Regions from separate parts of the Mus musculus genome. Here all the other regions are linked to region 6. A link is a loop called in an ENCODE intact Hi-C map of the cell type or tissue named here. Cell type or tissue: gastrocnemius. All regions are shown on one strand.

Evidence for each region. Peaks named below come from ENCODE experiments on the same cell type or tissue, not always from the same donor. Only the 100,000 strongest peaks of a DNase experiment are listed, where the experiment ranks them.
Region 1: it touches region 6 in a loop (3.0-fold over the local background); 3 of 42 quality-filtered maps call a loop at or near these places.
Region 2: a loop joins it to region 6, with 3 times the contacts of the local background. A loop is called at or near these places in 23 of 42 quality-filtered maps.
Region 3: a loop joins it to region 6, with 4 times the contacts of the local background. A loop is called at or near these places in 24 of 42 quality-filtered maps.
Region 4: a loop joins it to region 6, with 2.2 times the contacts of the local background. A loop is called at or near these places in 14 of 42 quality-filtered maps.
Region 5: a loop joins it to region 6, with 2.2 times the contacts of the local background. A loop is called at or near these places in 15 of 42 quality-filtered maps.
Region 7: it touches region 6 in a loop (4-fold over the local background); 14 of 42 quality-filtered maps call a loop at or near these places.

What each region holds. Positions count from the first base shown.
Region 1 is chr1:63,996,169-64,000,168 of GRCm38, forward strand. No RefSeq gene overlaps it. Among named protein-coding and RNA genes, the nearest start is that of Gm13749, 33 kb to the left of the region's middle. RefSeq lists an enhancer at 1-404. In gastrocnemius, a CTCF peak has its summit at 2,175; a DNase peak (open chromatin) is centred at 3,528; H3K27ac peaks cover 1,556 bases.
Region 2 is chr1:64,303,652-64,307,651 of GRCm38, forward strand. No RefSeq gene overlaps it. Among named protein-coding and RNA genes, the nearest start is that of Gm35803, 26 kb to the left of the region's middle. In gastrocnemius, no CTCF peak of the experiment used is centred here; a DNase peak (open chromatin) is centred at 1,901; H3K4me3 peaks cover 865 bases; H3K27ac peaks cover 3,318 bases.
Region 3 is chr1:64,446,388-64,450,387 of GRCm38, forward strand. No RefSeq gene overlaps it. Among named protein-coding and RNA genes, the nearest start is that of Gm36148, 68 kb to the right of the region's middle. In gastrocnemius, a CTCF peak has its summit at 1,921 (motif pointing left); DNase peaks (open chromatin) are centred at 302, 475, 911 and 1,897; H3K4me3 peaks cover 311 bases; H3K27ac peaks cover 46 bases.
Region 4 is chr1:64,530,665-64,534,664 of GRCm38, forward strand. Creb1 (cAMP responsive element binding protein 1) reads left to right here and starts at 2,140. Exons shown (of 9, transcript NM_009952.2): 1 at 2,140-2,356. In gastrocnemius, no CTCF peak of the experiment used is centred here; DNase peaks (open chromatin) are centred at 2,144 and 2,829; H3K4me3 peaks cover 3,067 bases; H3K27ac peaks cover 3,055 bases.
Region 5 is chr1:64,194,214-64,198,213 of GRCm38, forward strand. The region is part of intron 1 of Gm35880 (a long non-coding RNA gene); the gene reads left to right. Among named protein-coding and RNA genes, the nearest start is that of Gm39654, 60 kb to the right of the region's middle. In gastrocnemius, no CTCF peak of the experiment used is centred here; DNase peaks (open chromatin) are centred at 1,984 and 2,165; H3K4me3 peaks cover 462 bases; H3K27ac peaks cover 1,497 bases.
Region 6 is chr1:64,119,950-64,123,949 of GRCm38, forward strand. Klf7 (Kruppel-like factor 7 (ubiquitous)) reads right to left here and starts at 1,440. Exons shown (of 4, transcript NM_033563.2): 1 at 951-1,440. The coding sequence starts at 1,052. It overlaps Gm35880 (a long non-coding RNA gene), which reads left to right and starts at 1,618. Exons shown (of 3, transcript XR_373464.4): 1 at 1,618-1,722. In gastrocnemius, a CTCF peak has its summit at 2,059; DNase peaks (open chromatin) are centred at 54, 717, 1,024, 1,408 and 2 more places; H3K4me3 peaks cover 2,928 bases; H3K27ac peaks cover 3,368 bases.
Region 7 is chr1:64,041,181-64,045,180 of GRCm38, forward strand. Klf7 (Kruppel-like factor 7 (ubiquitous)) reads right to left here. Exons shown (of 4, transcript NM_033563.2): 3 at 1,134-1,257. It overlaps Mir6899 (microRNA 6899), which reads right to left and starts at 1,321; the gene lies at 1,258-1,321. In gastrocnemius, no CTCF peak of the experiment used is centred here; no DNase peak of the experiment used is centred here; H3K27ac peaks cover 2,846 bases.

The DNA of each region.
Region 1 (4,000 bases), 120 kb before region 6:
CCCAAAAGAGGAATGAGGAAATCAAATCAAATCAAAACAAACAAAAACAAACAAAATAAACTTTCTCCATCCACAAAAGCTGAGGACCGGGACTTTCCCCAGAGTCCACAGCTACTATGAGCTGCCTCATCAGAACCATCTTAGAGGAATTAATGATTGCTTGAGCCCCATCCAGCCTGCCTGGACTGTACATACTTACCCCTTGCTTTAAAAATCCTTGTAACTGGGCTGCCTTTGCTAATGGACCCTCACAGCTACTTCGTGGGACGAGATTTGATATGCCGAAGGCAGTAGAACAGAAGGCAATGTCCAAGACTAAAAGTACTTTTAAAATTCAGCTTCCTGGGACACACTGACTATATATGACAACCAGGACAGCAACCAAGAATACATCCCGCAAGTGGGCAAACTTACTTCAACAAACTTAAGCTCTAAACATTTCAGTTTGAGTCAACATTTATTATATGAACCCCCTCCCACCTGCCCCTTGGTATATTAGCTATTTGGGGAAACTTAATGAAAAAAAAGTGAGGCAAATCAGTATATCCTTACTTTCAAGGAAGTTCAAATCTATCTGGGAAAAGGGCAGGAGAAAAGAAAGGAGGAAGAGGTGAGAAGAGAGAGACAATACCCCAAAACAATAATGTGAGTTAAATGGGAAAGTAGTCTTTAGTGTGTGGAGTTCTCATGGATATAGAGGGATGTAGTTAAAACACCTGATCAGGACATTTAAATAGGTATTACAATGAGAAGCAAGGAGAGAGGAAAGAGATGAGGAAGGCAGAAAAACAGAAGCAACTGCATAGAGGCCAAGGAGTAGCTAACAATCCCCAGGAAAGCAGAGACCATGGCTAAGTAGACTTTATCCACCCCCACTTACCTGAGGTTTCTCTTTCCTGTAGCTTTAGGTACTAGCTGTCAATCATGGTCTGAAAATATTAAGTGGGAAGTTCTAGAAATAAGCAATTTTTGAATTGTGGTTGTGATGAAGTTTCCTACTGTCTGGCCTCTTCCTACCTGAATACACCATGGTTCAGCACACCTAAAGGTGTGTGTGTGTGTGTGTGTGTGTGTGTGTGTGTGTGTGTGTTTGTGTGTGTTACCTATCCATTAGCCAACTGGGAGCTGTCTCTGTTGTCAGACTGACTGCCCTGGATAACACAGGGCTTCTGCCCAAGAATGTTTTATTTCATTTAATAATGGCCTCAAAGAATTAGAATAATGTGGCTTGCAATTCTACTGTAGTCCATTGTTTTAATGTTCTATTATCATTAGTTCCTATCAGTAATCTCTTGCTCTGCCTAATTTATAAACTAAAGCTTATCATATATACATGTACATATACCATATACACATATACATATATATATATATATATATATATACAGTGTGTATATTTATGTATACGCATATAGTATTTGCATACACATACAGGAAAGACATAATAATAGGCACAGGCTTGGTGCTACCTGTGGTTTCGGGTACCTACTACATGTTTTGGAATCTCTCGCTTGGATAAGAAGGAGCTCTTGTACATCTCAGGACTTTCCAGCTTGGTTCTACTGTATGGGAGGCTCTTTATCAAAAATTTCAATAAAAATGTTTTACTTTGAGGTTTTTATTTATTATAACCTCCTTTCTTTGCCCACAGAGTTCATTTTTTCTGAAATAATAGTGCTAGCACAAGGTAGGTAAAGCAAAAGAGAAAAGAAGGAAGAAAGGAAAGAAGGAAGGGAAGGAAGGAGACTGGGGGAGTGAGGGAGAGAGGGAGGAAGGAAGGGGAGAAGGAAAAAGGAAGAAGAGGAGAAGGGAGATGAAGAAAAGGAAGGAAAGAGAGGAAGGGGGGGAAAGACGACAGACAGGATGGGAAGGAAGGCAGAGGGGATGAAGGCAGAGGGGAAGAATTTGCCAGTAACACTACTGATTACACTACCAGGGGCCCCCTACACTCTTCCAGGTCACTTCGAATTGTGTTTCAGAGAGTTCTGTTCCCAGTCAGGGAGAAGGCAGAAAGGACTGGGGAAAGGAAGGAGGAAGGCAAAAGGGAGGGAGAGCAGGAGTTAGCTGTGCAGGATGGAAACTGCCAATGGGAGACGGGGTTATGGAATGAACAGTGTGCAGCAGTAAGACTGTATTCTCAGCCTGAGTCCTTACATGCACATAGGTGGCAGCGCATGACAGGCCTATGACTTCAGAAATGATTTGCAGAGCCAGTGTTATCTATCTGTAATGTCAGCATTTACCATGTGTTTCTCATTGGAGAATATCAATTCTCTGTTTTCCTAATTGATTCCAGTAACATAGATACCCAGAATGCTGTATACCCCTCACTGATTGCTGGGCAAACATTATTGAAATGTCAATATTTGCTCTTTTTCCTAGAACATCATTGTCAAAGGCTGCAAATCATTTGGGGGCACATCTCTGATATTTAATGTATGGAGAGTGCTGATCAAAACTATTTTTTTAATTCTTCTTCATGCTTTCTCTGGTCATTTACCAGCCATCATTGCTGTTCAGAAATGTTCCTCTTAATTCCTACCAACAATACCTGCTACAAAACCCAACTTCCATCTGTGCTCACAAGCCTTATGAGAGAGAACTGAGAGCATCTCTGTGCACTGACAGTCTAGATCCTTACTCCTTGTCAGTGCGTAGGAAAGGGCAGTTCACTTGGCTATCTCACTACTTGGCCCTCCATCTCACTGAGCTTGAGTAAAATATCCATCAAAAGCCACACCAACTATCACAGGGCTTCATTACTGCGATGGTAACCACATACAACATACATCTTGTTCCATACAACATACATTGGGACGATCTTGTTCCCATGGCAATCGAGTATGCAATCCCTTTCTCATGTTTTGCTTTGCCTTAGAGAAAAGGGACTTTGTCTTGGCACAGTTGGTGACCTTTTACTAGGACATGTTCCATGACTCATCTGGAAGGATTCCCCTCCCGCAGTGCCCCCTATACACAAACACACACTTATTTGCAGGTACTTGAACAGTGGGACTCTAATGTTTGGTTTCTTCTGGAAACTCTCCCCTAGTTTAATTTTTTGAAGCCTGTGTCCTGCTATCTCATTAAATTACCATGTATTATTCTGGACATGAGTGGTACCACTTTTTTCACATTATTTTCCTGTTCCCACTGGGAAAGAATTCTTGACTTGGAATCAGATCACATCACTGGTGTATTACACGGGTCGTGGAAAGAAGAGCCTCAGCTTTCTGCCCTCCTGTCCTTCCCCACCACAATACCTCTGAAAATACTGCAATGGCTTTATTCTTCCCAGCTAGGTTGGTGGCCATCGGGGTGCTTTGACCAATAAAAGGACCTGTGATGTTTCTCAGATGTGATGTGACACGCCAGCCAGTCACATTTCTGATTAGCTATCTCGGGGCCACCTACACTTTCAGTTTGTTTCCAATTGTGTTTCAGATAATGCCGTTCCCAGTTAGGCAGATGATCACTGTAATTTCTGGTAATGAAATGGCTAGGGAGCCCGGCCTGGGCTGGGAAGAGAGCCAGAGCCCAGCGCTTTGTGAGAAACTGTGTTATGGCCTAGGACAGAGAGATGAAGCCAAGATGCTGGTTGGGCAATTACAGCACAGATGAGCTTGAATCTTGAATCTTGATCGACTGCCCACTTATACTTACGACTGGTAACATTTAGAAGAGACAGCCCTCTATGAAAACAACTCTGTAGAGAAGGCAAAGATACTTGCTATTTTTCTCTTTAATGCACCAAAGAATCACAGTTGGGCTTCCACAAATGCAAAATTACTTTCATTCACCATGAACAGTAATGGCTTCATACAGCCAGCATGGGCAAGTTAAGAATGGAGCCTTTGAGCAAGTGCTATGGTCGGAATCCAAAATGTCCCACCACAAGCTCATGTTTTCAATGTTTGGTTCCCAGTTGGTGGCACTGTTTGGAGAGGTTCTTAGGAACTTGGGGGAAGGCTTCTTTGGAAGTTCTGGCTGGCCCCTGATT
Region 2 (4,000 bases), 180 kb after region 6:
TGACTATTTATTTATTTATTTATTTATTTATTTATTTATTTATTTATCTTGCTCTGGCCCCTCTCACTCCAGCCCAAAGATTTATTTATTATTATATCTAAGTACACTGTAGCTGTCTTCAGATAAACCAGAAGAGGGCATCAGGTCTTATTATGGATGGTTGTGAGCCACCATGTGGTTGCTGGGATTTGAACTCAGGACCTTCTGGAAGAGCAGTCAGTGCTCTTACCAGCTGAGCCATCTCACCAGCCCAAAGTTGACATATAGGAAATGGCTTTATTTTATTTAAGAAAAAAAACTATTTATGGAATAAATTTTACCTAAAATCATACTATTTGAGATTGCACTCATCCCCCAGATGTTGACAAGTAACCCATCTTTGCTCTTTATAAGTCAAGTCATCAACTATTCCATAGCGTTTGTTTATTCACCCCAGTTGCACAGGCTTTGTGCAGACAGAATACACACGATGCACAGACAGCCCTGTGACAGGTATTTCAACATAACCTGGTATTTTCTAAGTCACAAAGGGACTGCCTTCATCTTCTAAGCCATGAGGTCTGTAACAAAGATCACCACCCCCACTTCCCACCAGTCACCAAAGGAGTAACCGACTGTCTGGGTCCATGTGCTCCGGGCACATGAAACTCTTACAATGAAAATCTTCAGTGTTGCACTCCAAGTCTCCAGTGGGCCACCATAGCGATCTGAGGGTGAAATGAAACCAGTAAATCCTGCCAGTGCAATAAACTCAGAGTCCCCTGCAAGCTCTGCCCTCTCCTGTTCCCTCTGTATCCTGTCCTCCTCCCCCAGACCAGTTCTCTGGCAGAGTCAACCGAGAACAAGACTTGGTTCCAACCTGATCCCAGCCTTAGTTCCAGCTTTGTGTGACTGTTTTGTTTTGAAGCAACCTGATGCTGAAAACGTTCAGGTCGTAATGACTGGGAAATGTGAAATATTTATCATCTGATATATCAGCTGACCTGGCACTTATATCCCATTATCTCCAGTGCTAGTATTCTGGTTCTAGTAGAACTGATACCCAGCTGCACTGTGGACCAAGGGGTTAAACTACACCCCAATCACAGAGCTGTATGCAAACCAGTCTTTTGTACTGTTATCTGTAGAAAGCTAAGAGATAGGTGTAAATAAAGCAATGTCCTTGTTTGCCTATAGGTTTTCAATCTTTTTCTTTCAACATGAAAGCAGAGACTTTGCCCTGTTGTTCATATACTCAATTACACACAGGTGTAGGGGACCTTATAAACACATACACATAAACAGAGAAGACGCATACAGACCACACAAATGCATAAGCAAAGAAACGAGAGAGAGAGAGAGAGAGAGAGAGAGAGAGAGAGAGAGAGAGAGAGAGAGAGAGAGAAACCACACTCAGAGACCATATAAACACATAAACAGAGACCCCCCCCAAACACACACACACACACACACACACACACACACACACACACACACACAGAGGTTGTTATACTCTTGAACTAAGAGAAGCCAATAAGCAGTTTTCCTCTTTGTTTCTTGACTGTTTGGAAACAAGAGAAAAGTTAAGTGGCCCTAAAGAGGGGACCAGATGGGATCTGGGAGGAGAAGCCTAGAGGAAGAGAAATTGCAGCAAGAAGACTGTTTTGCTTCAGAGTTCCTGCCAGAAGCAAAGAAGAAGGTCCCAAGCTCCAGCACTGTGACCCCTTGGTAATTTCCCTGGGGAGCCCCACCTCAGACAACCTTTACCCCTCAGAATCCAGGGGAAGCTGAGCTCGGTAAGTTCCAAACATAGAGGGCAGACAGTGATGGAGGGTCTAAAGCCACAGGCCTGGACAAGGTTCCAAGTGGGCCTGCCTGACAGCCACAGAAGCCAGCTGAGCCAATGGGGGGACAGCCACGACACCAGCTGAGCCAATGGGGGAACTTTCTGCCTGATGAGGCCTGCTTCCCAAGAAGAGTACTGGCAGTTTCCCTCGACTCTTGTTTTCCTGTGTTTAAAATGAAGGACTCTGCGGCTTCATGTGACCACTCTTGTCAGAGTCTTTGCTCGGAGAGGTGTTTTTGCATTTGTGAAGCCTGCCAGGAAACAGCGTGAGTCATGAGTCATGGCTTCTGAGCAGACACTATTCAGCTTTAGAAATTCCCAGAGATACGACTTGTTTATACGAAAGGAAGCAGCTATTCTGAGCTGCCCGAGGAAGAGGAAAGCGCTGCTCTTTTTTTCCCCCCATTTAAACACCCTGGTGAAAGGTCAACTGGGCAGCTGCAAGGCAGCGAGCCCCTAGTGTAGACACTGGTGTTCTTCAGTGCATCCGTCTTCATTTTACGGGGTATTTCTGGGTTTGGCATCTCAAAATGCAAGTCCTGTGACCCTGAAATTTCACTCTCAGCCTTTGGTCCAAAGTTGGGGTTTTTTTTCTTTTTTTTCTTTTTTTTTTTTTTTCTTTTTCTGTGCAGGCTCTGAGTGGGAACCTGTGACATGGGGATTGAGAGCCAGGAGGTGACCATAGAAACCCACCATCTTTGACAATTTTCTAACTTCCAGTTTCAGAGTAAGGCACGGCTTTTTACTCCTATATACCATGCTGCCGTCTTCAATGTCCTCTATCCTTAGTTTTATCAACTAGTGTGTCCGCTACCATTACTTTAAATGGTGGTTCAAAGCTCTGCAGGAGAATATGCCCAAAGGGATTGCCACTATTACAACTGTTTCTTCGTTGACCCACTATCTTGGCCCTCGGGTGTTAGAATGCATGGTGTCACCGACTGACTTCCAAGACAAAACCATTCACAAAGTATTCACTGATTCGACAGTCATGGGCCTCTGTGATGGTAACAGGGACAATACCTGAAGAAATCAACATTGTTCCCTAAACATATAGGAAATGTTTCACTAGTTATTGAAGGATGCCCACTCATTATGATAAAGATGGATAAAAATAAAGACTTGGCTTAATGGCTAAACATTCACGTGTAGGAATCAAACTAAAAAGTCGTTGTGGACAGTTATTGTTCTAGAATCAGTAAGTTGAGTTCTGAATCAGTAAGTTGAGAAGCACAGGGGATAAACTCTGTAAACAAAAGTTCCCAAGTACTTGAAAATCACACAAGTATACCTCTGAGAAAACTAAAATTATGAACTAAAACATTTTACTAACAAAGTGATAAAATGGCTTGAAATAAGAAAAATACGTAAAAAAAAAAACCCAATAGTATTTGTATATTACAGCAAAGCCAAGGTAGATAATAAAATGCCAAAGAAAAGCTAATGAAGTATTAAGAAGCAAAAATACATACAAACTAAAGGCAAATGTAGTAAAAGATTAAAAACATTTGTTGAGAGATATAATTTGAATAATTAGGACAGTTATATTTTAATTAAATGGGAGAATTCAACATAAAAAGGCAAAGATTCTCAGATTATTAGAATAAGTCCCCAAATCCAACAAGTCTTTTCTTGGAAGCCACTAGAATCAGCATCAACTAATTGCAGAGACTGCTGCTTCTCTGCTGACAGAAGCTTAAACTATGAGCAGGAAGAACTGGCCCAAGGAATAGCTGTAGGACTTATTTTTATCAAATAACAGAAACTGGAAGTGTACATTTAATGCAGATATAAAACATAAATAAAAGGAAAATAGTAAATGCCTTGGAGCATGCGCTCTTGAGAAGCATGTGTGCCCCGTTCTATAGATGGTTTTATAGCTGGCAACGCTTTCCCCCTGTCTTATGGTGTGCGCTGGAGAATCCTGATACTAAACAAGCAGTATTATTTCTGTTCCCTTTGACAAAAGTATCAAAGTTCAGTGACTTCAGGAGTGTGAGAAAACTAAAGAAATAGAAAGCTGGATCTTGATTTCTCTGACTTCTCAAACCATACCTTTCCATTTTAGTGTTTTCACAAAACAACAATGAATGAATTTTTTTTTTCCCAGACAGGGTTTCTCTGTATAGTCCTGGCTGTCCTGGAACTCACTTTGTAGACCAGGCTGGCCTCGAA
Region 3 (4,000 bases), 330 kb after region 6:
TTCTCAGAAATCGGATTTCTTCTCTAGATTGAAAATGAAAATAAGAAAAGCCTTCACGTATCTGGATAGGAAGACAGACAGAGCTAAGAAAGGAGGAAAGGGAGGGAGGGAGGGAGGGAGGGAGGGAGGGAGGGAGGGAGGGAGGGAGGGAGGGAGGGAGGGGGGAGGGAGGGAGGGAGGGAGAGAGAGAGAGAGATCCCCAGGGCCTTCCCCTGTTGCCCATCAGGCTGCAGCTGTCCTTCACAGTTTAACAGCCCTGCCCTTTCAACCTGCCACCTAGGAATGAATGAAACCAAATGTCCCATAGGACATGGCCCCTCCCGGCCCCTCAAAGACTTCTCCCTGAAGATGAAATCTGACAAAAGAAACAAATTAGATTAAAATGTGGTACCAAGGGCTTTGCGTTGCTCAGATAAGAGAATCTGCAGAGTCCTTAGGACCCAGAGCGGTCAGTCCTGTTATACAGTTTGCGGTGGGGAAGAGTTCAGCTGACTTCTACCCACAGCTGTTCTTGCGCACCACCTCTCAGGCTTCACTGTCCTTGGCTTCAGATGGGGAGGAGCCAGTGGGGAAGGGAAGAAGAGCCTAGAACTGGCCCTAGGGACCAGACAAGTAATGTGAATAAAGAAACTGGCCATGTGACTTTTATATAAGTTAGGCTTTTATATAAGTTCTCCAGATTTTTAAATGTCTACCTCTCAATTTAAGAAAAGCACTCTCCCTGCAATATTTATATTGTGCACTTTCTAGACAGCAGGCCCACTAAGAACCATATGAAGTAAATGCTGGTATTGCTTCCTGTTCCCTAAAGAAGAGCAGTGTAGTAACACCTGCCTTACCTCAGAAGGCAGCCAGCCACCGGCCTGCATCTGTCCACTGCACTGGACTGCCTAAGGGCTTCACCTGGGGAGACAGCTCAGACTGGGAAATTGCTTACCAGAGAGACAAGCAAGAATGCCAGAATTCAACCTCCAGAACCCATATAAAAAGCAGGAACCTTTATGAAGACCAAGCTACACATCTGCTACATATGTACAGGGAGGTGTAGGTCCAGCCCCTGTATGTTCTTTGTTGAGTGGTTCATATCCCAAAAGCTGTTGCCTGTGTGTGGGATATATTCTTCTGGCTGGGCCACCTCAGTGGGAGAGGAAGTGCCTAGCCTCACAGAGACTTTAAGTTCCAGGGTGGTGGGGATACCCAGGGGCCTTACTCACTGCTCAGAGGAGAAGGGGGAAAGGATTGTACGAGGAGGGACTAAGGCAGTGAGCAGGATGTAAAGTGACTAAGTAAAAAAGAAATCAAGAACATTGAAAAAGAAAAAACAAGGACCTTGTTTACAGTCTTAGTGCTAGAGAACTTACATACATACATACATACATACATACATAGGTAGATGAAAGATAGATAGACATATATACAGATACATATATACCACATACATACATGTATAGACAGACAGACAGATGCCAAGGTGGGAAATGTCAAACAACACCCAAGATTGACTTCTATGTGCATAACACCTACACCCTCATCCATGAGTGTGCGTGCACTCACACACAGACACACACACATATGGCTGGATCATAAAAGAGCGTTATCATATTCTTAAAACAAATAATAAAGCTACAGACATTGTCTGCAGAATATGAAAGAAGCTTGCTTGGAAAAGAGAAAAAAACACAGTGGGGGAGGAAAATAGATGTTGTTATATAGACAGAATTAGACTTGTCCTAATGGTGAGCCAGACCTAGAGACCTAAGTTCCTTATTGAAAAGAATGCAAATGTAAGCATAAATAATGCTGCTGCTAATATTTTTTTTCCCACGTATTTGAAACCAAATGGTGGCTAAGCCATACAACCTTGGCATTGGCCTGTGATTCAGATTTGTGTAGACAATGCTGCCCTCTCGTGGTCAACCTTCTAATAGCATGATTTTGTTTAAAATCTCGTTTTCCAAAAGTATTTCATAGAATATTGCATCCATTTTGTGTAGCATAAGCACACAAAGGAAAATATGCACATAGCACAACACCATCTTTACGTTTCAATACGGATTTAGGATTTACCATTTTACATAGGTTTTACAGGAGGGCAGAAGAAATTACTGGATATTAAATCATGGCATTACTGGGCCCCTGAACTTTCAGAACTCAGATCCTTGGAGGAAGAAATGTTTTTCCCATGGCGATAAGCTCAGAAGAACTCTCAAATGAACAGGATCTGGCAGAAGTGACTGTCTTCCGTTCCAAGGAAAAGCATTTGTACATGTGAAGTAAACGCAAGACCAGTTCATAAACAGTTAGGTAAACGTAACGGTCTGTGGTTGTTGATTAAAAAAACCAACCACTTCCTGGCTTCTTAAAGGGACTGATCATTTATGATTTCAGTAAGTCAGGTAAGTTTCTGTGGCCCAGGACAGTGCACAGCTTAGACCTGAGGACCAGCACTCAGAGCTGCCGGGCTAGTCCACAGAAGGCAACCTGTGTGGGAACTGTGGAGAGGCAGAGGACAGACATCAGCTCTAGAGAATGGAGCAGACTGCTGCAGAAACGGGGGGTGGGGGGAGGCATTTCATAACTCCAACAGAGTCCCGCCAACTCGAAGAATATTTCAGTAGAAAAGGAAACCCTCACTACTTAGCAACCTGAAACTCTCTAGAGATCAAATTTCACACGTGCCAAGGCTGGAGCCTGAGGCACAGTTCACTTGCAAGCATCATTAGTGTGGTCTATAGTGTACTTTTTTAAAAATTATCATTTTACATAAAAATCTCCTGGCTTTGGTCCTCAGCAGAATGAGAGGAGTTGACAAGGCTGAAGAAGGTTTGGGGTTTGTTTTTTGTTTTTGTTTTGTTTTGTTTTTTGTTTGTTTGTTTTCTGCTAGATCTGAGGAGGGCCAACACCTGGAGGTGGAAGGTGCCCTCTCTGGTTTGACAATGCCACCACTCCCTAACGTGCCCCCATCGGTCTCTCTCATGTTAACAGGTGTCTGTGTTTTGTAGGCATTTGTGTTGAATGCCCTCTGTTCTGTCTCTAAAAATTGTGATACACACATTTGTTCAACAGCCACAGACTTCCACAAATGTAAATTCTTGCGAGTTTGCAAACACTCATTCTGACTTAACTCTTCCCTTCCTCACTTCCCTCCCACTTCCCCCATTTTATCCCTTCGTTAATGGAACTACCTATGAGAATTTAAAGCCTTTTTTTTTTTTTTAGAAATTACTAGTTATCTCTAAAGCACTGAAGTGTGGATCTGCATTTGAAATAATTAAGCCAGGCAATAAGGCTACACTGAGATGAACAAACAGAAAACCTACAGTCATATTCAAGTCTTCTCCTTTGATAGACTGTCGCGCTGAGTCACCCACAGGAAGACTCTTTACCTCTTTATAGTCTTCAATGGATACTTACAGTAATGGCATGTCCCTCCTACCTCACTGGGATTCTGAAAAATAACTGTAGACCAGAACATATCTGTACAGTGTCCCTAGTCTACAGAAGGCACCGAACCTGTAAGAACCAAGCCAGTGTCACCAGAAGACCATACTGGATCTACAATAAACTACAGCTCAATTCCAAGGAGATGTGATTGAAAATGAGGCAAGATGATCAGGAGTTCAAGGTGACCCTTGGCTATATAGAGTTTGAGAGCTACATGAGACCTTGTCTTAAAAACCCAAAGAAGAAGAAGAAAGAAGAGTGGGGTGTGGGAACCCCAGCAGCAGCTGTTATAATATGAGCATATTTGGAAAACACACAACAAAATATTAGTAATAGCAGTACCATAGTCACTGTTCTATTGTTGTGAAGAGACACCATGACAAAGGCAGCTTGTATAAATGAAAGCATTTAAATAGAGGCCTGCTTACACTTTGAGAGGGTTAGTCCATGATCCTTATGGTGGGAAACAGAGCCATGAGGCTAGAGATGTAGCTGAGAGCTTAGCATTCTGACCCACACACAGCAGGCAGAGAAACACTTTTGAAAGCTCAGAGCC
Region 4 (4,000 bases), 410 kb after region 6:
ATGTCTTGGTAAGAGTAAAGCATTCTGGGGAAAGAGGATGACAAGAGCAAAGCCTGGAGGTGAGAGCCTGACTTGGGAGGGAAAGCGGGAGAAGAGCCTGCAAATAAAGAGACTAGTAAATACGGCTGGGGAACAGAAAGTAAAGGAGACAGATGGAGGAGGGACAAGAGACAAGTCCAGAGAATGGTGCTAAAGCCAGTGTTGATGAAGCAAAAGGGAAGCCACTTGCAGGGCTTTAGGAAAGGCAGTGATCTAACTGAATCTGACTGGCAAATAGACTGGAGTGAGGCAGGGGCAGTTTTAGAGGATGTGGGTAGTGGCCACTGCAGGACTCCAGGCAAGAGACGAAGGCAGCTTAAAAGACTGGTGGAGAAGGCATGGGGACACAGCTCATACACCCAAGTTTTCAGGAAGCAGGCAATCCAGGGGAGCCTAATTGGTATCAGAAGTGGACTCGGTTCCCAATGTATCTGAATGATGTCCTGACCCTTTACTGAGCTAAGAACCGTGGGAGGAAGGGATATGAGAACTCGAGGTGAGTAAGACTACACACTGAGCATCTAGCCAAACGGACCCGGAGCAGAGGCTGCTGGGAAGAGGAATTCAGAGTCCCAGGGTGAGACCTAACTAAGACTGGAGTGTCTGAGAGAAGGCATTTGAAGCCAGTAGAAGAGGATGAGACCACCTAGGGCAAGAGATTACAGTAGGATTGTGGAGGATCCGGGCTCAGATGACTCCTGCACAGGAGTTAGATAAAGGAGAATCTAGTTGTTGAGGAGTAGGGTTAAAAGGAAAACTGGCAAGTGAAGAGGGGAGAGAGTGTTTGGAAGAGTCAAACAGCATCAAATGCTAGGATGGTCTTGAAAATGCAAGATGCAAAACTACATAGACAGGAAGACTGTGACAATTCAGAGCCACTGCAAATGGAGAGAGACAGTAAAAGACAGGTGGAACTCGGAAAGGAGCTTAAGGAGGAAGTTTCTATATTTTATTTATTGCCCACACATACTACTGTGATGTAAGTGCTGAGGTCAAAGGACAACTTATGGGAGCTGGTTCTCTCCTTCTACCACGTGGGTTCTCGAAATTGACCTTAGATTATCTGGCTTGGTGGCAAGGGCCTTTATTCATCTCACCAATGCCACAAGAGTCTTCTTAAAGAGAGGAAGAGACGTTAGCATGCTAAAAGTTCTGGTTAGAAACAAAAGAAAATTAAGCTACTCTTCAGTATAATGTCCTTGGGAAAGCGGGAACGGCTAGGACACACGGAATGAAGGCAAGCTCAGTGTTATAAAACGTCAACAAGGGCTGGCGTCCAGCAGGAACAAAACTATAGGAAGAGGGCTGAACGGCACAACAACAAAAGGTGAAGAACTGGCGGTTAGGGGCAACTCAGAGAGCAGTTGCGGTAGCTTTGAGGCTACGGAAGTCACACTGTCAAGTTCTGGGGTGCAAACGGTGGAAGCCACGCCGCAGCAGCGTGCCACCGCTGCAGAAAGGGCTGAGAAAAGTCAGCACAGGATGTCGCGGGCAGGTAGGGTGGGGATCTGTTTCAAGTGTTGAGAGCAGCATGGCTGATCATTTCTCCAGCCTCAGAGGGAGGACGGTACCCAGTACCTAGGGGCTCTGGCTGGCCGCAAAGCGGAGCTGAATCCCCACATGCCACCTGTGCCATAGCTTTCTTCCCAGCAAAGAACCAGCTCCGGCCCGGCAGACTCCCCTGGCCGGTAGCCGGCGTCTCCAACCTTCCAGCGCCGTCCGCGCGGCTCTGGGCCCTCGCGGCGCGTCAAAGTTCCCGGGCGGTCTGCTTCCGCCGCAGGATCAGACCGCGCGGGGGTTTCCAGCAAGTCCCCGCCACCCCGGGAATCCCCACACCACCCCAAATCTGGCTACACACAAACCCCGCTTCCTCCAAATCTCCTCAGCTGGCGTCCGAAGCCTCCACCCGCCACAGTGAGGCTCGGATCGTGCCTCCAGAGCGGGTCTCAAACCGCCTACACCAGCTTCCCCGGTCAACCCCTTCGCAGCGCCGGGAAGTAGCCGAAGGCCTTCGGCAGGTTCCGCCAGTAGCGCGGGGGCGGGGCCTGTCGAGCGGCTCCGGGTCGAGCTCGGCTGTTTCCGTGAGTGGCCGCTGCGCACTCGGCACTGGGCGGCGCTGGCTGGCTCCCTGGCTGCGGCTCCTCAGTCGGCGGCGGCTGCTGCTGCCTGTGGCCCGGGCGGCTGGGAGAAGCGGAGTGTTGGTGAGTGACGCGGCGGAGGTGTAGTTTGACGCGGTGTGTTACGTGGGGGAGAGAATAAAACTCCAGCGAGATCCGGGCCGCGAACGAAAGCAGTGACGGAGGAGCTTGTACCACCGGTAAGAGGAGCAGGAGGAGGAGGCAGGAGCCGGAGAGAGCCGGGGGGACAGAGGGGGGCCGGGGAGGCGCCGGACACCCGCGCTCGGGGCCTTCCCCTCGCAGGAGGGGCCGCGGTAAAGATGGAGCCTCCGCCCGAGCCCCACAACACCGCCGCCGCTCGCAGCGAACAAAGAATAATGGCGGCGGACTGGAGCCAGCGGCGGCCGGGCGGCAGCGACTCTGCCTGCAGCCAGCGGCGGCGCTCATGGCGGGGGGCGGCCGGGCCGGGGCGGGGTGCGAGCGAGCGGGCGGCCGGCCGCGGCAAGCTGGCGCCCGCGTTCCCGCCGCCGGGCCGGGCCGGGCCCGGCCGTGCCGGGCGCGGAGCCGGAGCCGGCGCGGAGCGGAGCCGCCCCGGGGGAGGCCGCCCGCCGCCGCCCCCCGTTCCTCGCCGCCGCCGCCCGCCTGCTCGCACGCTCGCTCGCCCCGGCTGTGCCGGGCTGGCCGCCCGGGCCGCCGCCTGGGTGCCCGTGGGGGGTGGAGGAGGAGGAAGAAGAAGGAGACAGTTGAGGGCAGAGGAGGTGAAGGTGCTGCCGCCTTCGCGGCGGTGCCCGCTCGGCGAGCCGCAACGTCCGACCTGCTTTCCTCTACAGCGCTCTTTGTGCAATAAAGTTCGAAACCCAAGGTTTTCTCTGGTGCTGTATTTTATTCTTGCCCCTCTCCCCGGCTCCCACGCGGTCGGAGAAAATGCTGTTTTCTGCCCTAGGCTGTTTTAAGGGTTTGGGGTTTTTTGTTTTTGTTTTGTTTGGTTTGTTTTTGTTTTTTGTTTTTTTTTTACTATTTCCCTCACCCCTCGGCTTTGAAGATGAAGAACGAATCAGTAGTCCTGGGAATGCATTCTTTTGGGAAGGAAAGAGGTGCTAAGAAAACATACATGTAATAACTTTTTGCAGAAACTGTTGGGATCTTGTAAAAGGGAAGCTGGTGCTTGAAAACAGTTTCGGTTTTAACCCTTTCCACTAAGATAATGATCACTTGAGGTCAATCATTCTGAAACCCTTAGAAATTATCGAAGGGGAAATTAGTATTAGCGAAGGTACTTTTCGTTTTCTGTCATTTGAAGGGAGGCAGTCTTGCCAAGGTTTTTTGAGTCATCCGTATCTCCCCTTAGCCTCTGCCATGCTCCTCACACGCTTCTGTCTGAACTTTAATGGAGGATTGATATAATTCTCACTCTAAAAATAGTTATTGAAACTATCCATTATTTGTATATTGCCGTAGGTAATCCCAGCCTGAGGTTGATGGCAGTTTAAGCCAGCAGGGGTTGTGGTGTTCCTTTTTTTCCTTCACCTAGAACATCTGCAAAGGGGACTGTCAAAAGTCATTGACACCTTAAAGATCCAAAGACATTTTTAAAGGGCATTGCAGTATGACCTATTTAAACCTGCCATATCTTCTCAAAGTTAAGAGTTTGATCCTAGCCTCAGTTTTGCACCACATCTGCCTTCAAAAGATCTAGCACAAAATACCTTTGGGCCATCTATTGAAATCTTGTGCCCTGATGATCATTTCCCAATTGAAAAGCAAAGCCCAAAATTTTAGTTGATTTGAAAGGTGCACAGTTTTTTATATATTTGGGGGGGGGGGTTGCTTGTTTCTTTTACAAT
Region 5 (4,000 bases), 74 kb after region 6:
TAAAAGCCTCATTTGTCCAGGAGATGTCCCTAAGACCCTTCCCTTGACCACTTTACAGAGAAGGTGGAAACAAATAGAGAGACAAACATGCTTGTCCAGCTCAGAGGAAGATAGAAGCAACCCTGTGCACATGCGGTGGTTTTCTTGGTTATGTTATGAGATAAATAGAGTTGCCAGGCATGGTGGTAAATGGCTGTGGTCTGGGCTACTTTGGAGGCTGATACAGAAGGATTGCTTGTTTGTCATCTGAATTACAGAGTGGGTTCAAGGCCAGCCTAAGCAATTTGATAAGAGTCTGTCTCAAAAGAAAAAAAAGTATGAAAGGGACTGGGGGATCCAGTTCAGTGGTGGTTTAAATAAAAATGGCTCCGATAGGCCCATAGGGAGTGGCACTATTAGGAGGTGTGGTCTTTTTGTAGTAGGTATGGCTTTGTTAGAGGGAGTGTCACTGGGAGGCAGGCTTTGAGGCCTCAGAAGCTCAAGCCTGGCCAGTATGTCACTGTCACTTCCTGCTTCCTGCCAACCTGGATATAGAACTCTCAGCTCCTTCTCTAGCACCATGTCTACCTGCACACCACTGTGCTTCCTGCCCTGATGGTCATGGACTAAACCTCTGATACTGTAAGCCATCCCCAATTAAATGTTTGCCTTTTACAAGAGTTGCTGCCATGGCCATGATGTCTGTTCACAGCAATGGACTAAGACAGATTCAGTTGTAGAACACTTACCTACCAAGATCAATCCTCAGTCCTGAAAAGAAAAAAAAAAATACTGCATCTATTTAGATGGTATCCTTGGAGATATTAGGAGCTGAGGCAAAAGGGAATCTGAGTTGGACTTAAGATGCTCTCATCAGCATAGACAAGCTAACTTCTAGAAGAATGTGGCAGATATTGTCCAAGAAAATTTTCTGGAATGGTGGAATGTCCTACAGATGTATTTCTCAGTGTGATAGCCACTAGCCATGTGTGGCCACCAAACAGCTGACTTGTGGCATTTTAGTCTTTCTCAATTTTCAATAGTTTACATTTAAAAGCAGCATTGGGTAGTGGGCGGTGTCGGAGATGGCAAGGCAGAGGCAGCATCTTCTACATCATTTCTTTAGGAAGCAGCCTTAGGAATGTCTATCTCCACACACTTCATTCAGAAATTCCTTCAGCGTTTTCAAATACGAGGAAGGAAGAAGCAAACACTGGCTCGAGCTTCCTAGAGGTGCCAGGTCTGAGAAAAGCACTTTCACATTTGAGAGTGAAGCTCTAAGTCTGCTATAAATAGTATTACCCCGCTTGTGCAACTGGGAAATCTGCAGGTGACAAATTGAAGTACATGGCCAAGAGTTGCAAGATGAGTAGCTGGCAGAACTGGAATTTTAGTCTCTATTATATTAAGCATTGTTCTCAATGCTAATGTCACAGAGGAAAAACCAGCCACTGGCTACCAAGTTCATGGTTTATGTCTGACTTGATCCTTGGTTACCAGATTTTCTTGGGTCAGAGTTGAAAATATTGGATAAAGGAATGACCTATGTTGTTGTGCTTGTTGGTATTAACAGTGTGACACTCAGGTATGAAGTGGTCCCTCCCATGATTTTGCTGTTGTCGCTGAAGGAACTGAAGCCCGAAAGAAGTCCAAATTAGGCAGAAAAAAAAAAGTGTCCCAAGGAATAACCCCGCCCCCCCCACCCAGGGAAAAACAAAAATAGACTTCCTCTGAAACCATCATGGCCCCTAGAAGAGAGCAGGCTTACCAAGGAGAGTCTGTCTAGCACCCCTGGCTATGGCTGATGAAGAGAAAGCATATCCCCGCTGCTAGCCATTCATGGGACAAAGTTGGTGTTGGTTATAATTAGAGCTGCCTTTCTAGGAGGGGGGTGGGTGCTTCCAATGCCAGCTCTGCATTTGCATCTGGCAGCTGGGATGCTGCCACCTGGCCTGCTCTGTTCTCCAGAGGCATCTCAGCTGCTTTCTCAGGGCAGGTGTGATGGGGGGCAAGGGAGGGAGAAAACACAGCAGGGGCAGTGACCATGGTGCAGGCAGCCATTCACAGTGTGAGTCTGCCCGGCTCCCAGCAGCAGACTGCTGCTACTCCAGGACCCCTCAATGGCTGCTTGCTTTCTACACCAATGAGCTCTGGGGTGATAAGTTCAATCCCCAGTTCAGTCAGACCTGCAGTTTCTTCAGTGACCTACTTTCCTCACTCGGTGGTGTTGGAACAATGCCTTGCTCGGATCCTTGTTTAGACTCATTTTTGCCTTTGTAGAGAAGCCCAGGCTTTTGCCAGGCTCTCCCCCACCCCTCCCCCACACCCCTTGAATCCCTGACAAGTGTTGATAGGAACAGAAAAAGAAAAAGAGAGAGAAAGAAAAACAAGGGGAAAAATGGGTTTTAGTCCTCCCACAGACTCTCAGGCTCCAGAGGAACCAAAGGCTGGCCCATCAATAAGAGAGAAATCAAAATGTACTTCTCGACTCAGAGCAGAATTGGAATCTGAGTCTGTCGCTCTCTAGCAATCTACCTTTCAGAACCCACCCCCAATTCCTCAGGAAGAGCGAGAAATAGCCCATGCAATGTCGGGAACGCTCTGGACCCCAGAGCATCCAAGAAATCGCTGCTTCTGAAGTTTCAGACTCCTAAACGCATAAGCACTAGCTCCTCCCTCTTGGGTGAGCCAGCCCACTAAAATCTTTTTCATACTCTTGGTCACCGCTACCATTGAGAGAGTGGAGTGGTCAAGGAGCCAGGGAAATGGCCCAAATGATTCTTTGTGCTCTGTGAAGCAAATGTAAGAAATATAAGTAAACACCAGATAATCTAACCCAAGAAACAATACAGAAGAACAATAAAATCATAACCAGCCTTTATTGATTGGTTGCCATAGCCATGGCTGTCCCATGTACTTTTGAATTTGTGATGTGCCTTCTTGACTAAGACCCCTGGATACAGATTCTGCTGATGGCTTCATGTCATAGATCCTGGGGTACAGGGCAGTGCCTAGTTCCCAAGGGGTCAGCTTGGATCTGAATCATCAATCTCTCCAGAGTTCATACCTGGCATGGACACTACCTTCAAATGCCACCTTCCCATATTTTTCAATCTCAAATACTAGGATGACTTGGTAGACTGTGACCTGCCCAGCCTCCAGCAGTCTCTCCTCTTGCCACCTCTGTGAACCATAGCTGAACCCACCCTGGCTCCTTTCCCCTACTTGAACCTGCCAACATGCCACTCCTCTGAGACACCTTCCCTGTTTCCTCTCCAAGAGGATTGGAGCTTTCAAAATGGGCTACTGTCCATGTTGGGCTCAGGGTGGAGGGCATCCCTAAACCCCAAGTCCCTTCTAGTCCAGGGTGATGTATGCTTTGGAAAATGTAAAGGGAATCCCAGAGATTTTGAGAGACTCTCCTCTAGGAGTACAATAGAGGGCTCCACAGGGATGTCCTTTTGGCTGTGTCCCCTCTCCCACTAGGTCTGCTACTTAGTGAGGATAGAGTTTAAAGTTGTAGAGTATACCTCAAAACCACAGAATGCACCCACCTTGGACCTACTAAGGACACAAAGGTAGAAGAAAAACTCTGGGAAATGGGTGTCATGGAGGGGTTCCCTAATCTGGAATGACTAAGTCACAGATTTAACAATTACTTTGGTGTTTAGATGATGACTCAGTGGGGAAAAGAGGCACTTCCTGTGTAACCAGGACCCAAGTTTGTGTCCCCTGCACCAACATAAAAAAAGCCAGACATGGCTGCCAGACCCACAACAACAGCGCTGGTGTTGGTGGAAGGGGTGGTAATAGGGACAGGATGATTTCTAGAGCTTGCTGACAGCCAGCCTAGCTAGATACAATCAATCAAATCAATCACCAATAACAACAACAACAACAACAAAAAACCCAGTAATCTCCTGGTTCAGTTTCAGATTATCTGGTGTTTGTTATAGATCTTATATTTGCCTTATGGAGCACAAAGAATCTTTTGGGCCATTTCCCTGGCTCCTTGGTCAAT
Region 6 (4,000 bases):
CTGGAAAAACCACTGTTTCCGTAGCAGACCCAGCACTTTCCACTGACCAGCACTTTCTTTATTCCACTTCACAAAGCCCAGTGAACTTGTCCCCAGTCAGGCTTCAACCTCCCGGAGATGCCAAGAGAACTTGGCACCGGTACCCTTTAGCATCCTAGGAGTTTTCTTAACTAGTCCTCTAAGACAAAGTAGGGAAGCAAGGAAGCACACACCACCCTTTGTCCAAGGTGGTGCTAACCTGAGAGGCACCCCAAACAAACAAACAAAAAGCAAGGACACAGTACAGGCTGCTCTCTCTGGAGGCATTAGCTAGAGAAACCATACAATACATTGTCAGCCTAAGAGAGACATATCTTCTCATCTTCCTTGTACATATCCTTAAGCATCTTTTGTCACCTGGCTTCTCTTCGTACAGCTCACCTTGTATCTAAAAATCAAGCTCCTATTCTTTATTGACACTCAGTAAATTACTGGGAAAAACACTCCGTGCTTCCCCCCACCCCCCTTGACGGTCTTCAGGACCAGTTGAAATGGATAAAGCTGATTTAAGTACTAAGGTCAGAACTCCTGCATCTAGGAACGTGGTATCCTGTCAACCATTGCTCGACCACCTTCCCACCCGGCTCCTCCAAACCCGAGAAGTTCGCCAGCAATTCTCTGCTAGGGGACAGCGAGCCGACAACGTGTGCGCAAGGATGTGTGTTGGTGACAGAAATGCAGGCAGCTAGGACCGGCTCAGCTCAACACACTAAGGGGCTAGGGGTGGGTGGAGAGGTAAGCGCATATGATTGTTTCACAAAACATTTTAAACAACACACAGCCAAAAAATAAATAAATAAATAAAAAGAAAAAATTAATTAAAAAAATTTCAACTCAAAGCCCACACCAAACGCAGCCCCTGCGTCTCCGCCGCCGCCACACGATTTACACAAGTAATTTAAATCATTCACCTGCTGCCAGGTCTCCTCCAGGGATGGCAAAGCTGAGAAGTAGCCGGTGTCGTGGACAAGTTGTAGCTCCTGGAATATACTATAACTAGCCAACACGTCCATGCTGCTGCTGCCGGGCAAAACCGGAGGAGAAACCCTCCCCCGAGCTCAGCTGGGTCTGTTTGTTTGTCAGTCTGTCTGGCTCACCCCCCAAGAAGGCAGACATCCAGTGGCCCTTTTGTTTTGTTTTGTTTCAGTCAACTAAAAAAAGGAGAGAAAAAAAATCAATGCAGGAGAGAGGGAGAGAGGAGGTGAGAGAGGAGGGAGAGAGAGGAGGTGAGAGAGGAGGTGAGAGAGGAGCGAGTGAGTGGGGTGGATCGGAGAGAGGGATCCAGCGTGTACAGTGCAGATGACTGCCAGGAAAAGGGGACTTCACGGGAGTAACAATTCCCTTCCAGGGCTCTAATCACTCCAGCGCGTGGATCAGGAAGGGGAACGCAAACTCACTGACACGAAGCTGCCATCTATATCTGCAGCGCTGTTCGCTCCTAATGCAATCTTTGCTCTTTATTTTGGGAGGTTGCATTTTTTTTCTCGCGATCGCTTCTCTCCCCCCCCACCCCTTCCCTTCCCTCCCCACCCCCCACCCCATCCTCGCTAGTTTGTAGTCCCCCCCCCTTGTCTCCTCCTCCTGCTCTTCCCCCTCCCCAAACTCCCTCCCTCCGCCCCGTTTTGCGCGCAGCCGTGGGATCTCGGAGGAGGGCGTCCATTAGGCCGCGTGTGACCATGTAAGGTAAACAGGGGGCTCATGAAGTCACTGAGGACCAATGCGGCACTCGGAGAGGACCATGGGGCGGGGCCTGGCCCCGACGGCAGCCGCCGATTGGCGCGCTGCGGATCTCCCTGCTGCCTTACAAGGCGGTACGAGGCAAGCTATTTTTAGAGGGCTATATAAAGGGGTAGAGGAGTCCGCCAGGCGGCCGGGGAGCTTGAGCGCCAGGGAGTGTTGCTGCGACACTTGCGCTGGCTCCTGGGACGCCTAGGCGGCCGGGTTCGGGCTGCGCGCTGGCCTCCGACCCTCGCTGCAGGGCTCGCCCGAGCCGCCGGCGCCCGTACCCAGTGCAGATCCGAGGGGACGGGTTGCCGCGGTGGCCGATCGGGAGGTGCGGTCCCGGTCCTGGGTTAAGATGCCTCCTGCGGGAGCAGCCGGTAGAGCGGCGGCGCAGCGGTCGGGGGCAAGGAGCTCTTTGCACTCGGCCTTCCGCCAAGCATGGGGAAGAAGGGTAGCAAGGGAGAGCCCAGGCTCAGGACAGCGTCACGTACCCCAGACTAAAGCCCAAAAGCCAGTTCCGAATTCCCCACAGGGTGCCGAAATGAAGTGCCAGAGAGGAAGTGCCTCACAATGGCAGAGAACAAAGGCGAGCTGCACGGAGACTAGCTTGCGCCCGCCCCCGACGCTGCACGCTGTCCCCGCCCCGGCCCGCGCGCCTCCGTGCGCGCCGCCGATCGCCTACCGCCCTCCTTTTCCTCTGAACTGAGCCTAAAACCTGGCCAGGAGTCTGGTGTCCAGCATCTAAGCGTGTGCATGAAAGAGAATAGGGGGAGCGTGGGTCGAATTAGGGTGCAGGCTGGAGCGGGGAGCAGTTAGCTAGCAGATCCTTACAAGAGGTTTATCCAGTAACTTCATGGAGCAGGTATGGAGCAGGGCTCTAAAGATCTCAAGATTCTGCAAGCTCAGAAATGGAAACCTGTGCAATGCACGTGGTTAAGAGTTGCCCATTTGTTTGCTTGACCTTAAATGGCTCGTGTGCCTTCTCCAAAATACACCGAAAGCTGGACTCCTTTAGAATAACTACAGAATTCAGTACTTAGACACGAGAAACGTCCTTATACCTTCAATGGGAGAAATACAATTTAATCGACTCCATATCATTCCTTTCTATTGATAAGAACATTACATTTGTTTCATAAAACAAAAGATCACCCATTTCCCCCAGAGGAAATTAATTACTAAGATTGGAGAAAAGCCGGTTTATTTGCCCTTTAGTGCCTGACATTCTTGTTGGTCAAAGAAACAAAATTCTTTGCATAATTGATGCCTTGCTTACAATGTGCTGCCTCCGATCAGCTCCATGACTTGAGCAAATGGCAGTAAAGGCCTGGGCTTCCCAGGAACAAGAATTCAAATATCTGCCACTCTTGTTAGAAGAAACAAAATACGCCTAGGGTAGTATGTCACTGTTAGGAGGCATTAAATGTTGTTGTCCACTGTCCCCAGACTTTAAGCAAAGAAATTAAATAGCACCTGAACTTATAGTCTCCATAGAGAACAGGCCAGAGTCTAGAAGAAAATAAGATAGCGAAACCTTGCAATAATTTGTTAGGTCTCACCCTGTCCACTCTTCCCCCAACACGATCTGGTTGTAGGGCTTGGGCAGAAATCCACTGAGAGGTCCTAACGTAGATGTATTTATGAGTAATAAGAAAAAAGAAAAGAAAAAAGCAACCTTGGATACAATAGGTAAACATCAAGGCGAGATCACATAATTTACTGTTTAAGGCTCAAGGGAATTAATTTTTGTGTTTTATATTTATACTATTGCTATTTTTATTTAGTTGGTTTGCATTTTGTTGTCTTGTTTTGTGTGAGCCCTATTTAGCCCTGACCTGTCCTGGAACTCAATTTTGTAGACCTGCCTCTCGCTCCTGAGTGTGGGTTCCACCAAACTCGGCTTATTGCTATTTTTGATCAAAGTATATCTTAACTTTTGAGTTTGAAGATTTTGGCAAATATTTCTCACACATTCTGCTCTATGTACACAGACGTTTTTATGCGTCATGTATCCTTTCACCCAGCAGGACACCAGCATAGGGATTCTCACCTTAAGGGATGAGTATCCCCAAGCTTAGTATACAAATTAATGATGCTCAGATAAGCAGGAAGTGGCCAGACCGTGCTTCAAGTCCAGGAGTGTCTGATATATAAGGCTTCTGCATGAGGCTCTGCATGGCAAAACCTTGAGGCTTTGGTTTTAAGTTAATATGTGTTTATAGAAATTGCTCCAGTGGGT
Region 7 (4,000 bases), 79 kb before region 6:
AACACCAGGCCAACTTGGCTGAGCCTGGATTTGAGCATCCTCCTACTACACTCCAAGAAAGCAAACTCTCAAGAGGAAGGCCTGGCTGGTGGGAGAGGCAGGTGTGGAGCACAGGGCCTGGGAGAGGCAGGAAGTGAGGCCGAGCTCATTTCCTTCCGAGGACAGCCTGGCCTCCTCCTGGACATCCTGCTTCCCCCCCTTCCCCCTTCGCCCACCTCCCCCGCCATCCTGCTAGCTGCTGTCCAAGCCGAGGGGACCCTGAGGCTTTCGGGGGCTTTATTGTATTAGAAGCATTTTTCTCATCATAACCAAGACCTTTAGTATTGCATTAAAAAGATGGTTAATTTTCTTAAGCTTCCTTTTAAACACAGAAATAGGATTAGAAGGATAACATGCTCAGATGCAAGCCCATTATTTGATTATGTCTAAACCTAATCCTGCCTTCACCTTGGCCTGCAGAGTCTCCATTTTGGGGTTTATCGGCTGATAATGCCAGGGCTGTCAGATACTATTACTTGGGTACTATCTGTTGCTACGGGATCCTTTTGACTATCAAATACTGAAGGTTTGAAATTGAATTACAGGACGAGTTTGCAGAGTTTTGCCATCTTTGGACCCTTGAGCATGTCTTCAGCGAGGAAGGAACAGTCCAGATGTCCAAAGGATAGGCCCATTTTCAATAATGCTTTGGAAAAAGCCTTCAAAATCGGCCTTTCTCCCATTAACCAAACTTTTTTTTTTTTAAACATAAAAGATGAACAAAGGTGGTATGGATGATATTGAAAAGGCCAGAGGAGGCAACTTCTATTATCTTTTGTCAATACGCTGTTAATTCTCTGCCTCATCAACTACCTGTGTGAGGAATGACATCTTGTTTGTACCTAGTTACTAGCACTGGTTCAAAGCCAGCACTGAGTAAATGCTATGTAACCCAATGGAGACCCTGAAACTTTACTACATAAGAGAGTGCATCTTTTCACCCTTGCAAGCAGTAGAGAAGTAAAATGTATTGCCAGGCCCATAGAGCTGTGCACGAGACAGGCCTGCTTGCTACTAGACCCAGATCATACATACAGACCCCAACCTACTGCACTATTTCCCTCCTTAGTCCCGTAGCTTCTAAGTCACCTTACCTGTCGCAGTGGTTACACTTAAAGGGCTTTGCACCTGTGTGTTTCCTGTAGTGCCTTGTGAGCTCATCGCTCCGTGCAAAACGCCACTCGCATCCTTCCCATGAGCACTTGTAAGGCTTCTCACCTGCAGAAGACACAGAAGGACAATGGTCAGAAAGGATCTCATGCCCGCTGCGTTCTGCTGCCTGGTGGCTAGTCTCAGCAGATGGCCTCTCAGATCCTTCTTGGTAGACTACATTCTCTAATATAGAACATTACTTTTAAAATAATAATAATAATAATGATAATAATAATAATAATAATAAATAAAGCCCCCTGGTGCTGTGTGTTCCTTTTGTCTCTTTCCTTTTTTAACCTTCAAACCTCTGAGCCATCATCTCGGTTCCCAGAGTCAGGGCACTTCCTTCAACTGGTGAGGGATCAATTTTTATTTATTTTCTATTCCCAGGAGCACGCCAAGCCCCACGGTCCAAGCAGAAAGGAAATTGCTATTTTCATCTGAACCACAAATGCTTCTAATTCTATTTTTCTCAAGAACCTCCAGTAACTTACCATTTCAGTCTCTTTTGTCTCTCCCTGACCCCCTCTTCTACCACAAACCATGGCCAGAGACCTAAGTGCTGATACAAACGCCTCAGCCTCCTGGAACCCGTGTCCCTTTCAGCAAATGTGCCTGGGTGGACAGACAACAGGACCACGACCAACCGAGAGGGAGTAAGACTAAATCCCTTCCTGACTCGCAGCATTCATGGAGAAACTGCCCAGAGGTTCCGATGATTCAGTGACTCTTCTAGAGGGTTCATGCTGGATAGTAATATACATCATTGCAAGATATTTTAGAAGTCAATTTATAGAGCAAGTTTTAGCGGCAGGGAAGCTGCTGAGAGATATGGAATCCGAGCACTGGTGCGCAAGTGACCTTTCCACAGAATAAATACAGATGGAGGATACGTACGAAAAAGTGCAGGACTTGTTATTTTTTTTTTTTAAACCCATCACATCTGTCACCAAACAGGACAAATATTTATCCTTCCAACTGTATAGTGAGCTGATCCTAATTAAGTAGAATGGCGATGTTTACAGACCCATGAAATCATCAAGTGCAGCCCCTGCCCCCAAAAGGCAGATGAGCAAAATGGTTTAGGGTCCAAAAGCCAACCTTCCTGGGGTACTACAGGCAAGGCTGGTTAATCTTGGGTGACTGTCTAACCTTGGGTAAGTTAACAAAAGCTTTCTTTGCTCCTGTTTTCTCGGGGATAACAAGAGTGTGCACATGCCCCTAAAATGTTTAGAAAGAGCAACAATGTGGCAATAAACTGCACATTAATTAGAAACAGTAGCTAGCACATGGGAGACTCATAGAATCAGTAAATATTATAGCGTATGTAATTTGAGGTCTGGAGAGATGGCTCACTGAAGTGCCTGATGCATAAGCATGGGCACATGAATATCCATCTCCAGCAGCCACGTACAAGAGCTGGGTACAGCCGTGCACACCTGTAATGCTGCCACTAGAGAGGTGAGACAAGCAGGTTCCTGGCGTTCATGAGCCAGCCAGCCACTGTGCTTAGCCAAGCTGGTAAGCTCCAGGTTAGGTGAGAGATTCTATCTCAAAATCCAAAGGGGAGAGCAATTGAGGAAGACACCTGATGTTGACTTCCGGCTTTCACACTCGTGAACACATATTTGCATATGCACCTGCATGCACCCATTGACACAGCTACAAGAACACATACATATATATGTATGTGTATACACACATACCTCCCTCTCTCTCCCTCTTCCTCCCCCTCCCCCACACACAAACACACAATTTCAGGCTACAGAGACTACACATCCAAAGTACTATGTATGTACCCATTTTTCCCTGATCAGCAGCTACATCTCCACCACACAACCTTTAAGAACACAGTACCCAGGTACTGTGTTTTGCTTATTTTTTCTTCCCACATTTTCTTCCCTTTAAACTTGACTACAAAACATCCACAGCTCTCTGTTTCTATCACCTAGAATCAAATCTAACATGCTTGAAAATTATTACTTCACTAAATTGGTGCCCCAGTGAGCCCACTGCTCTACAAGACCCAGTACAGCAGAGGGGAGACATGAATTTCTTTCAGAGAGAACCAAGAATACATAACGTGCTGAGAGCCTGGAAGGAAATATTCATTTTTTGGAAACCATGTGTGCATGCATGTGTGTAACACCAAGCAGTACTAGGGTCACCTAAAAGCTAGCACCTTGCTGTAAGACACTTGAAAGGATGTACCAGATGAAGGAAAGAGAGGAGGTGTCCCCTCAACTTGGGAGTGACTTTGTTTGAATTCATTATGCTGTACTTTTACTGTCCAATGGGAGTGAACTTATTAGTAAACCTGTGACTTTGAAATAAGCTATGGTGCATCCAACGGGTACCTACTGAATAGACAATGAACCTCAGTTCCTCTCCCTCACCCCTGCTTCCTGTGTTTGCATGAGCTGCTAGCAGGGAAAGGCCTAATCAGATGTCAAGTAAAAAAACGAGAGCTCACAGCTCCAAACAGCCAAGGCTGGAGTCAATGTAGTCAGCTTAAATATGGGGAAACAGGGAGACAGTTCAAGTTTTAATAGCTCTTTAGTATGTGGGTAGAGAAAAGACCAGGGTGCTCTTCAGGAATGTTCAGAATGAGAGGGACACCACAGGAAAAGCAAGACATCCAGTGCCCGATCTGAAAGCCTAGTGGGCATGGTACTTAATGCCATGAATCACTCACATGGCTTTGTTCTTTCACATGGAGATCTGATACAAAAATAACTATGGCCCCTAAATGATCAGAAATTCAAAATGCCTTCCAGTCGCAAAGACATTCAAACAACAACAACAGCAA